Regions from separate parts of the Homo sapiens genome. Here region 1 is linked to region 2. Evidence: chromatin loops called from intact Hi-C (ENCODE). Cell type or tissue: Caco-2. All regions are shown on one strand. Region 1 has its middle 9.3 kb from the start of MIR7162. Region 2 overlaps LOC107984218 (a long non-coding RNA gene).

Region 1 (5,000 bases), 360 kb before region 2:
TTGCAATACTTCATTCAGCCAAGTATTCTTTTCCTCATTCAGTATAAGGCAGCTTTCAATTTGCTCAGAAGGCAACATTAGAAAGTTAGAGTTCAACAGAAACATAGAATTTTAAAATGTGAGTTCAACTGAAAAAAATTGAATTTCTGTGGAAAGTAAAGAATCAAAATACCTAAAGATTGCAATATATGATAATCATTTTTAAAGTGTTTGATTAAACCTGATAGGTTTTCCAGAAATGAAAAAATCAGTTCTAAAACCAAAGCTGATTTTTAGAAAATTTGAAAATGTAAATCAGCCCTATCCATAATATAGTTTCTCTAAAACTTTATCTTAAAGAGTCATTTTAAAATAATATAACTATTAAATAATGTAACTGCTATCTTAATGTTTTGAAATTAGTTAAAACATTTTAAAATATGAATACTGTGGTTTAAAAGAAAGAAACAGGTGGGGGAGGGGAGTAGAGAAAGAAATGCCAATTCCAGTCCAAAGCTTTATTTGCCAAGTTTTCTTAGAATGACTTTTACCAACTTATGAATTCTTGTAAACAGAATGTATAATGGAAATACTGAAAGACGTTTGCCTTAATTGGTATTATTGACTGCTGCTGTGATGCCACTGTAATATAATAAATTAATAAACTATTGCAAAGTGCTGGTTTTGCCTTAAAATTTTTTTTTGTATGTCTTGAAAACTACAGTATTAAAGGAACTGAGACTGCAAATGCTGGGCAGGCTTGGCATGAGATAATCTGTTTTTATTTTTACAAAATTGTAATATAACTCTGCAAGTATGTTTATTAAAAGAGCACAAACTACAAAACAGTTATGGGATTTAAAAAGTTATGGCATGAAAAAGCTATGGGATAAAAAATGTTGTGGAAAAGTTGTGGCAAAAAAATTGTGGAAAAGAAGTAGAAAAAAGTTTTGCGAAAAGTTATAAAAAAAGTTATGAAAAAGAAGTTAAGGGATTAAAAAGCAAGTCATGGGACAAAAATAAAAATAAATAAAAGCAGGCCGCTGTCAGCAAAGCCTGGAGAAGTGGGGCTGGAGTCTCCACCCCCACCATGTCCCTAACACCCCTTCCCAGTCACCCCTTTACCATTAGGGTAGCAAGACAAGACCCCTGTTTAATGGGGGCAGACGAACAGATCCTTTGCCACCTTGACCAGGGCTGAGTCCTTAAATTTCTGGATGATGATGTTTGTTATTTACGAGCCAGAGGCTGGTGGAGTTGGTTTGTTTGGAGGAGGCCTAATGGCCTTCTTATTCGCACCGAAGCAACTTTTCCCTCTGGGGGGCTCCCATCTTCTTATTCAGAGGCACAGCTGAGTCAGGACAGTGGGGCTAACTGTAGACTAGGTGAGGGCATAGGCTGCTGGGGTGGCCCCCCTTCCCCAGTGTACATATTGTATCTGTGTAACGTTTTGTATATTCTAGGGGGTAGGGCCACCCCCTGTATTGTACCTAGCAGAGGTTGGAGCTGGTATACGGGGAGGAGGTTCTAATAATTATTTGTGGCTGGGAAACTTATTTATTGATAGCATAGGACAGAGGAAGGAGGTGGGGATGGGGTCGTGGCTCCCTGGTGATGTGACTCCTGTTTATTTTGCTTTTTATTTTGGAATAAATGGATTTAGCCATACTGCTTGACCTGGTGTGTTCCTGTTTCCCTCACTGGGTCCTGGAGTTTGTGCCACTGAACGAGGAGCCCCAGAGTGTCTGAGCATGTCCAGCTGGGCTGTTGGGACATTCCAGGCCTGTTACCTGTATGCTGCCTGGTGACACCTGGAGGATTTCACAGGGACTGCCATGACGCCTATGGGGTGAGTCCAGCCCTGACAGCCAACAGGCTCAGAAGCCTGATCTAGTGGTGACTGGAAAGGCAGGTACCAGCATCCAAGGGCACTGACTTCCATCCACCCCAGGCATCTTCCGTTCTCCGTCCCCTTGCCTGCCTCTCCTGTCTGCACCTGGTGGTCTGTTCTGTCTGTCCCTCCAGAGTGCCAGCTGCCCCACAGGCTCCCTCCAGGCTGAGTTCATGGTCCTGCCCTCTAGTGGCCAGAGCCAGCTTCACAGGGTAAGAACCAGCTAAGCTCCAGGGGCTTTCCAGGAAAAGTGTCCCTTGCAAAGGGTGTGGCCTTTTCACCACTCCCAATAGCACCCTAGAAATGGCTTGAACTTTCCCCTCCCCAGAGCTCCGCAGAGAACACAGCCAGCAGAGGACACATTCCCTGTCATCCAGAAATGGGTTTGATTCTCAGCTGAGGGACAGCAGAACTGGTAGACTGTCAGGCCACACAGCTGCCTGCACAGCAACCCCATGCTTGGTGGGGGAAAGGAAGGATGGTGGGGGCTGGCAGGCCACGGGCCGGGCAGGACAGCGAGGCTCACTGGAGGTGGTGCACTGTGGAGGGGCAATGTCAGGGGACAGCTTTCTCTTGTTGGGCCACAAGACTCCACAAGGACAGCACAGTGACTGATTCCCAGCACTACAGGTGAGGCAGTTGGCCAGGTATGGGGGTGTGTGTGTGTGTGTGTGTGTGTGTGTGTGTGTGTGTGTTATCTATAAATATATATATGCATACGAGTATTTACAGATTTTTTCTTTTTTCTTTCTTTCTTTTTTTTTTTTTTTTTTTTTGAGCCGGAGTCTCGCTCTGTTGCCCAGGCTGGAGTGCAGTGGCACGATCTTGGCTCAGTGCAACCTCTGCCTCTCGGGTTCAAGCAATTCTCCTGCCTCAGCCTGTGAGTAGCTGGGACTACAAGCACCTGCCACCATGCCCGGCTAATTTTTGTAACTTTAGTAGAGATGAGGTTTCACCATATTGGCCAGGCTCATCTCAAACTCCTGACCTTGTGATCTGCATGCCTCGGCCTCCCAAAGTGCTAGGATCACAGGCGTGAGCCACCGCGCCCGGCCTATTTATAGATATTTATAGAACAGGGCAGGGGCATACCACAGAGGTGGCACAAGTTTTCAGCAACAGTCACAGCTGGATATGTCAGCTCTCCACTACAACAGACTAAGTCACAGATGAAGCTTTGGGGCTGGGGGAGCCGCTGTCAAGTCACAGAACAGCCACCCAGGCAGGCTTGGAAAGGGAGGTCTCTGAGAAGAGGAGGGATCTGTTTAGAGGTCGAAGTGGGGCCTGAGGCTCTCAGGATGGGATGGATTTTCCTGACCCGATCGATTGGCTGGCAGTTGGAGAGAAAGCAGAGAGAAAACGGTAGAGAGAAAAGTGGGCAGAGAGCTGGTGAGGCAAGCACAGAGCAGGGGCAAGCTGCAGGAGCTGTGGGAGGGCCGGGGAAGGGAGGGTGCAGGTGTGGGTGTGGCAAGGTTCCTGGAAGAGAGGGGCTGGAAGGGAAAGGGGAGGAAGATGGAGGGAGGAGCTGGAGCTTCACAGGTAGGTCCTGGGGGCTGTGGTGGCCCTCCACACCCTACACACACTGGCCTCTCCCACGGCACCTAGGCAGTGTACCCACAGTTCAGACCAATGCTCAGCCCCCTCGGGCTTCCCTCTTCTCTGGTCACCCTGTCTTCCAACCCACTGGCCCAGGGCTGCCTCTCACCTTGGGGAGCCCCACACAACAGCCGCCAGGCCTAATAGAGAAAGAACACTGCTTGAACCAGGGTGGTGAAGCTAAAAGGGATGGATGGCTGGAGGGTGCACCTGAGGCCCTTCTGGGTGGTCAGAAAGCCCAGGACCCTCTGAAGGGACCCTGGGGGAGGCAGGGAGAGCAGGCAGCTGGATGCCACTGGCCATAGACTTATAAGTCTAAGAGGGGAGCCTCAGCTGGTTGGGGGGCTGCAGGTTGCATAGGTGAGGCTGGGCGCTTCCTGCTGGGAAAAGCAGAAGAGGGAGAGTCCATGGCAGGGAAGGCGGGTGGGCTCACTGGGTGGAGCTCAGCTGGGCCAGCAGGTACTGTGGTCCCCTTGGCTGAACAGCATAGGCAACCCCTAAGAGCAACAGGCCAAGGTGCATGAGGCCGCTGGCTGGTGGTAGTGCTTCAGCGGGGGCCAGGGACCCTGGCTTCAGCCACATGCTAGCAGCTATGATGGTACCTGGGAGAGAGGGAAGGGGGCTGTGTGTCCCTCCCTGGCCTGTGAGGTGTGTTGTGGGATGACTGTGTGCATGGGACTCTCAAGGTTTTATCCTAGATCACCACTGGATTGCCGACAGATAGAGGAGGTGGGACCCTGACTATCACACCTGCTCTGCACTCCCAGGCTGGGAGCTGGATGCCCTGCCCTGCCAGCATGACTCAGACTGCATGACAGGTGTGCCCAAGATGACGTTCATAGGTCTCTGGCCGCCTCAGAGTCCAGCCCCACACACAACCCCTTCCAAGTTCCCAGCCCCTACACCATAAACCACGAGCTCTCTGCCCTCTCTGATAGTTCCAGAAAGCACCCATGCCTGCCAGCTTGGGCATGGAGTCTGTTCCAAGAGCCCCCAGGCTCAGTCATGGAGGCTGGTGGGCTTTGGGGCTGTGGGGGCCAGCCCTGGTACCTGCGTCCAGCTGGGACGCTCTGCACCTGCAGCCAGGAGTCATCCACGGGTCCCCATGACCATGCTGACGGTGTTTGTGCTGATGTCACTGATGATGCTGAGCGCCTCCTTCAGCACGTGTTGCATGCACAGCATCTCATCACACCGCCATGCCTGCTCTGCCGACTCCTCCATCAGCGTGTTCTGGTCCCCACGCGAGTACAGGTTGTCCAGCAGCTCCAAGAAGATGAACTCCTTGGTCTGAGAGTGGGCAAAAAGGTTGGGACCTGATGCCTGTGCCACTCTGGCCACCCCGTCGGGCCCTGCTGGGACTGTGTGCTGGACTTGGAGCCCCGAGTATGGCTTTTTAGATGCGACTTCTACACTGCTTAGACTCAAAGATCTGCCTCCCCACCGCCTTTTCTCATTCAGATGGGGACACTGAGGTCCAGAGGAAAAGTCACCTGTCCAACGTCACAGATCTGAGAGGGAACCTAGGACATAT
Region 2 (5,000 bases):
TCTGGGTATTGGAGTCTACGGATCCCACACAAGAAAATGCCGAGACTCTGGCTACTGCTGTTGCAGTGAGTAATAAATTCCCTTGGCTCTGACCCAGGAGTCTTGTGTCTTCTATCCCCATTCATGAAACTGGCAGGCCCACTTGTAACCTGACAAATGGGGTAAAAACCTCAGCCCTGTCACAGTCCTTGACAATTTTCAGCTGCTGTTTTCTTTCCGTTTTTACAACAACTCTGAGAGCCAGGCACATCAGGTATTCCTATTTTGCAGATGAAGTAACAGAGGGTTGGGAAGGTTAGGGATGCTTCCAAGGACAGCTAATACCATGGAACAGTAGACGCTTAGATCTAGAAAATAAATGCTACATAACTAGAGACACTAGTGTCTCCAAACTTCTCTTCCCCAACCTGGATGGGGTAACTAGGAGTTACTTTGCTCATTAGTGTTTTTTTTTTGTTTTTTTTTTTTTACCATTAATCTGCAGCTCCCTACAGAGAGAAAGTGATGTCAATGGGATTTTGCACAATTATCCTCTTGTCCTGGGGTCCCAAAGTACATAGGGCTTTCCCTCAGCCCTTAGTCCTGCATAGATTTTCCCCAGAAAGGCGGTGGCTGCTGGAGCTGAAGCAGCCACACACCTGGGCACCTGTGTGTGGAGGCAGCTGGTGGCCTCCAGACATCCCCCTCGGGAAAGCTGTCAGCCCATGCCAATCAGCAGCTCCTGCCAACCAAAAGGACTGCAGGCAAGGAGCCCTGAGGGTCCTTTTCCCAGGCCTGTGAGTGGAAGGTGACAAAGAGGAGCAGAGAGAGGGAGGGCAGAGGCTGAGCTCCGTGTTCCACCCAGAGAGGAAAGGGCCACTGCTCCCAAGATCACAGCTTCCTCACCGACAAAGGAACTGGCTCTGCCAGACCTGGAGGGACAGTGACAAGAGGAGGGGCCCTTCTGGGGCTTGGCATCTGCTGGGGGCAGGAGGACAAAGTGATGGAGCTTCTCTGAGGGATGTCAGCAAAGGTTGTGGGACCTACAGGGTCCAGCAACCAAGAGATGCAGAACAGCACGACTGTCTCTTCTGTTTATCCCTCTGTTTTATGTTGTGGTTTGGATTTTTTGTTGTTGTTGTTGAGACAGAGTCTCACTCTGTTGCCCAGGCTGGAGTGCAGTGGTGTGATCTTGGCACACTGCAACCTCTGTCTCGTGGGCTCAAGTGATCCTCCTAATTTCAGACTCCAAACTGTGTGTGTGTGTGTGTGTGTGTGTGTGTGTGTGTGTGTGATGTGATGTGAAGGAAGGAGGTGCACACTGGAAAAGGGAAAGCAAATGGGCTAGGCTGACATTTGGTATTTGGGTGACAGCCTCAGGCTCTCAGACAGACTAGAATTAATATAGTAGGGCCCGAGCACTGCATTTGTTTGTTGTTTTGGGCACAAGAAATTTTTTCATAGCCACTCCCCCGCCACCCAGGTGATTCTAACACCCTGCAAGGCCTGAAAACTCTAGTTGGATGGCTGTTCAATACTGCAAGCCCCGGCCACAGGTGGCAATTGAGCGCAGGGAGTGCAGGCGGTCCGAATTGAGACATGCTGTGAACGTAGAATACACCCAGACTTCGTACAGAAAGTGAATGTAAATTAGCTCAATCTTTTTATATTACACAGTGAATATATGTATTACTATTTTGTTTTGTTTTGTTTTGTTTTTTTGAGATGGAGTCTTGCCCTGTTGCCCAGGCTGGAGTGCAGTAGAGCAATCTCTGTTCACTGCAACCTCTGCCTCCCAGGTTCAAGCGATTCTTCTCCCTCAGCCTCCCTAGTAGCTGGAACTACAGATGCCCGCCACCATGCCTGGCTATTTTTTTTTTTTTGGTATGTTTAGTAGATTTGTATTTTTAGTAGAGATGGGGTTTCACCATGTTGGCCAGGCTGGTCTCGAACTCCCGACCTCAGGTGATTCGTCCGCCTCGGCCTCCCAAAGTGCTGGGATTACAGGCATGAGACACCTCGCCTGGCCCTATATATTACTATTTTTGATATACTGGGTTAAATAAAACATACGAGTAAAATTAATTTCACCTGCTTCCTTCTCCCGTTTTTAATGGCGTGATTAAAGAATTTAGTTTGGATCGCATGTGCAGCTCACACCGTATTTCTGCGAGACAGTGCTGCTGTAGCAGCCACTTCATGTTACAGTAAAGGGGCAGAAACTAAGTGGCAGAGCTAGATCCAAGGCAGCGACTCTCCTACCCAAGCCCAGCCTCGGAGCCAGGTGGCCACGTGGTGGTTCTCGGTTGCAACCCCTTACTCCCACGCCATCTTCCACCTCTCGAGTTTTTGAAGGAAGCTTAGTCTTGAAGGAAGAGACATTTCCGTTTTTATCATGGCTGGAAGCACCTAGCAAAATGACTGGCACATAGTAGGCACTGGATGTAGATTGTAAAGTTGATGAATCTTTGACACTTGTTGCCTCCTGAGGGAGCTCGCCTGTCCTGCAAAGCCTTTGCAATGCTGTCCCCTGCTGGCTGGTTATTGGAAGTGCTCAGTGAGGTCCCTAAGAAGCCGGCTTGGGTGTATGCTGAGTACACATGTACTGTGTTGCTTGTGTTGCATGTGTGTACGGTGTATATGCATGTGTTGTGTGTGTTGTGTGAGCTTGCACTGAGTGCACATGTGCTGTGTGTCCTGTGTGTTGCATGTGTGTGTGAAGCATATGCATGTGCTATGTGGGTTGTGTGAACTTGTGTTGTGTGCACATGTATGGTATGTCCTGTGTGGTGTGTATATACATGTGTTGAGTGAACACGTATTGTGAATTTTGTGTATTGCACGTGTGTGTGGTGTGCATGCATGTGTCATGTGTGTTGTAAGCTTGCATTGAGTGCACATTGAGTGTTGTGTGTGCTACATGTGTGTTGTGTATACAGGAGTTGTGTGAACTTGAATTATGTGCACATGCACTGTGAATTTTGTGTGTTGCATGTGTGTGTTGTGTATGCAGGTGTTGTGTGAGCGTGTGTGGAGTGTACATATTCTGGGTGTCACGTGTGTTGGATGTATGTATACTATGTGTGCTGCACGTGGGAGGAATCATGCATGTACACAACAGTTGCACTTCCATTACCACACCAAAGGCAACAGTGTCCCTTAGCTTAACTCTTTCTCCCATCCTGGGAGTCGTGGATGCGCACCCTAAACATCCTTAGGCAGCTGCGAGAAGAGCCCCGTTTACAAGTCAGGATCCCCAAACCTCATGAGGGTCTTGTTGCAGCGTTACAAATTTATTCTTCAATACAAGATTACTCTTGTACTAGTTCTCCACAGGCCTCAAGACGTCTCAAGCCAGAAATTCTAGTTCAAGCCTGTCTTTGAGATTCAGACGTTCCAGGCTCTGCACTAGACAGCTTGATTTCAGGCCCTGGGGTGATATTTTCTCGAGGAAGGCGGCAGTGAGTGATCAAGGGTAGCCACGGGAGAGTAGAATTCTCCAACGTGGAGGGAGCCCTTGTCTTGTGCCCGACAAGAAAAAAAAAAATGAGACATGAATATCTGATGGCTGAGCTTCCTGGAGAGCCCAAAAACATGTGGAACAAATGTTCATGCATTGGAAACACATGTCAATCACTGGCTGAATGTTCCTTACTCTCCCGCATCTGAGCACGACACATGGAGAATGCAGGTGGGGTCCCAGATACTCAGATGGCTTTCCTTCCCTCACTTTGTAAGAGTCAAATAAAATCACAGTATCTGTTGACACCACACAACCTATGAATCCACTTTTAAAAACATTATTTTTTTTCCTCCAAGAGACAATTACGTTGTGGTTTCTGGACAAGAGAATCTACTGACCTGTCTGCACATAATCTTCAGCAAGTCATCTCATTTTCTGAGACTGTTTCCTTATCCATAAAACGTCCCCCTTTTCTCAGTGGGGTAACTGGAAGATCACTTGAGATCCCACATGTCAGTGGGTCTTAGTCCTGGAGGCACATTCAGAAAGACTGCTGTTTGTGTTCCTCCAGACCAATGAAATCAGAATTTCTTGGTGTTTGGATTAGGCCACGGTGATTTGATAAAACTCTACCATGCAGCCACATCTGCTAACCGCAAAAGCCCCCCTAAGAACAGAGAACCACGGCAAACTCTACAGGCATGAGAAATTCTGCATATCATTTGCGCGTGGTAACCAGACACTCTCCCCAGATAGAGGATCCAGGGGTGTTCTGGCTGTGCCAGGCTTCCTGTGGTTAATCCACCCTTTCCCCACACCCTGGGCTTGTGACAAGTGTCAGACGACCAGCAGAGCTCCCATGCAGCTGTCCTTTTGGGTACTTCCAACAGCAGATGACTGGGGAGTCGGGCTGGCTTTGTGTACATGTCAAATAGGCTGCCTGGCATCTTACTTCACCTGAGTTCAGGGAATCTTGGTGGTGGGTTGAACTGGGATCAGATTTCCCCATAGGAAAAACAAGTATCAGGGGCAGGGCATGCAGCCCTCGGTTACCCCTCCCTCACCCCCCCTCACCTCTGACCTGTCCTCTGTCCCCTCCCAGTCTCTTTCCTTTGGTTAGCCCTTCCTGAGGTTGTCTAGGAGGTGGGAAAGGAAGGGGCTCATTTTTGTTCCCTTCCTAGTCCTGTCCAGGCACCGGTCCCAGGACTCTGCTCAAGAACCTGGACCAAAAACCAAGGGCAAGAGGAGGCTCTCTTGTTCCTTTTCAATTAGCTTGTTTTTTTTTTTGAAGGAGTTTCACTCTGCCGCCCAGGCTGGAGTGCAGTGGTGCAATCTCGGCTCGCTGCAGCCTCTACCTCCTGAGTTCAAGTGATTCTCCTGCCTTACCCTCCTAAGTAGCTGGGACTGCAGTCACCTGCCACCATGCCCAGCTAATTTTGTGTGTTTTTAATAGAGACAGGGTTTCACCATGTTGACCAGGCTGGTCTCAAACACCTGACTTCAGATGATCCACCCTCCTTGGCCTCCCAAACTTTTTTTTTTTTTTTTGAGGCAGAGT

The links. Peaks named below come from ENCODE experiments on the same cell type or tissue, not always from the same donor. Only the 100,000 strongest peaks of a DNase experiment are listed, where the experiment ranks them.
Region 1: it touches region 2 in a loop (11-fold over the local background); 4 of 110 quality-filtered maps call a loop at or near these places.

Annotation. Positions count from the first base shown.
Region 1 is chr10:30,356,910-30,361,909 of GRCh38, reverse strand. It overlaps the pseudogene DNM1P17. Among named protein-coding and RNA genes, the nearest start is that of MIR7162, 9.3 kb to the left of the region's middle. RefSeq lists enhancers at 1,697-1,746, 1,630-2,234. In Caco-2, a CTCF peak has its summit at 1,988; a DNase peak (open chromatin) is centred at 1,809.
Region 2 is chr10:29,996,025-30,001,024 of GRCh38, reverse strand. LOC107984218 (a long non-coding RNA gene) reads left to right here. Exons shown (of 2, transcript XR_001747403.2): 1 at 1-65. Among named protein-coding and RNA genes, the nearest start is that of JCAD, 61 kb to the left of the region's middle. RefSeq lists a silencer at 2,621-2,809. In Caco-2, a CTCF peak has its summit at 2,484 (motif pointing left); a DNase peak (open chromatin) is centred at 2,514.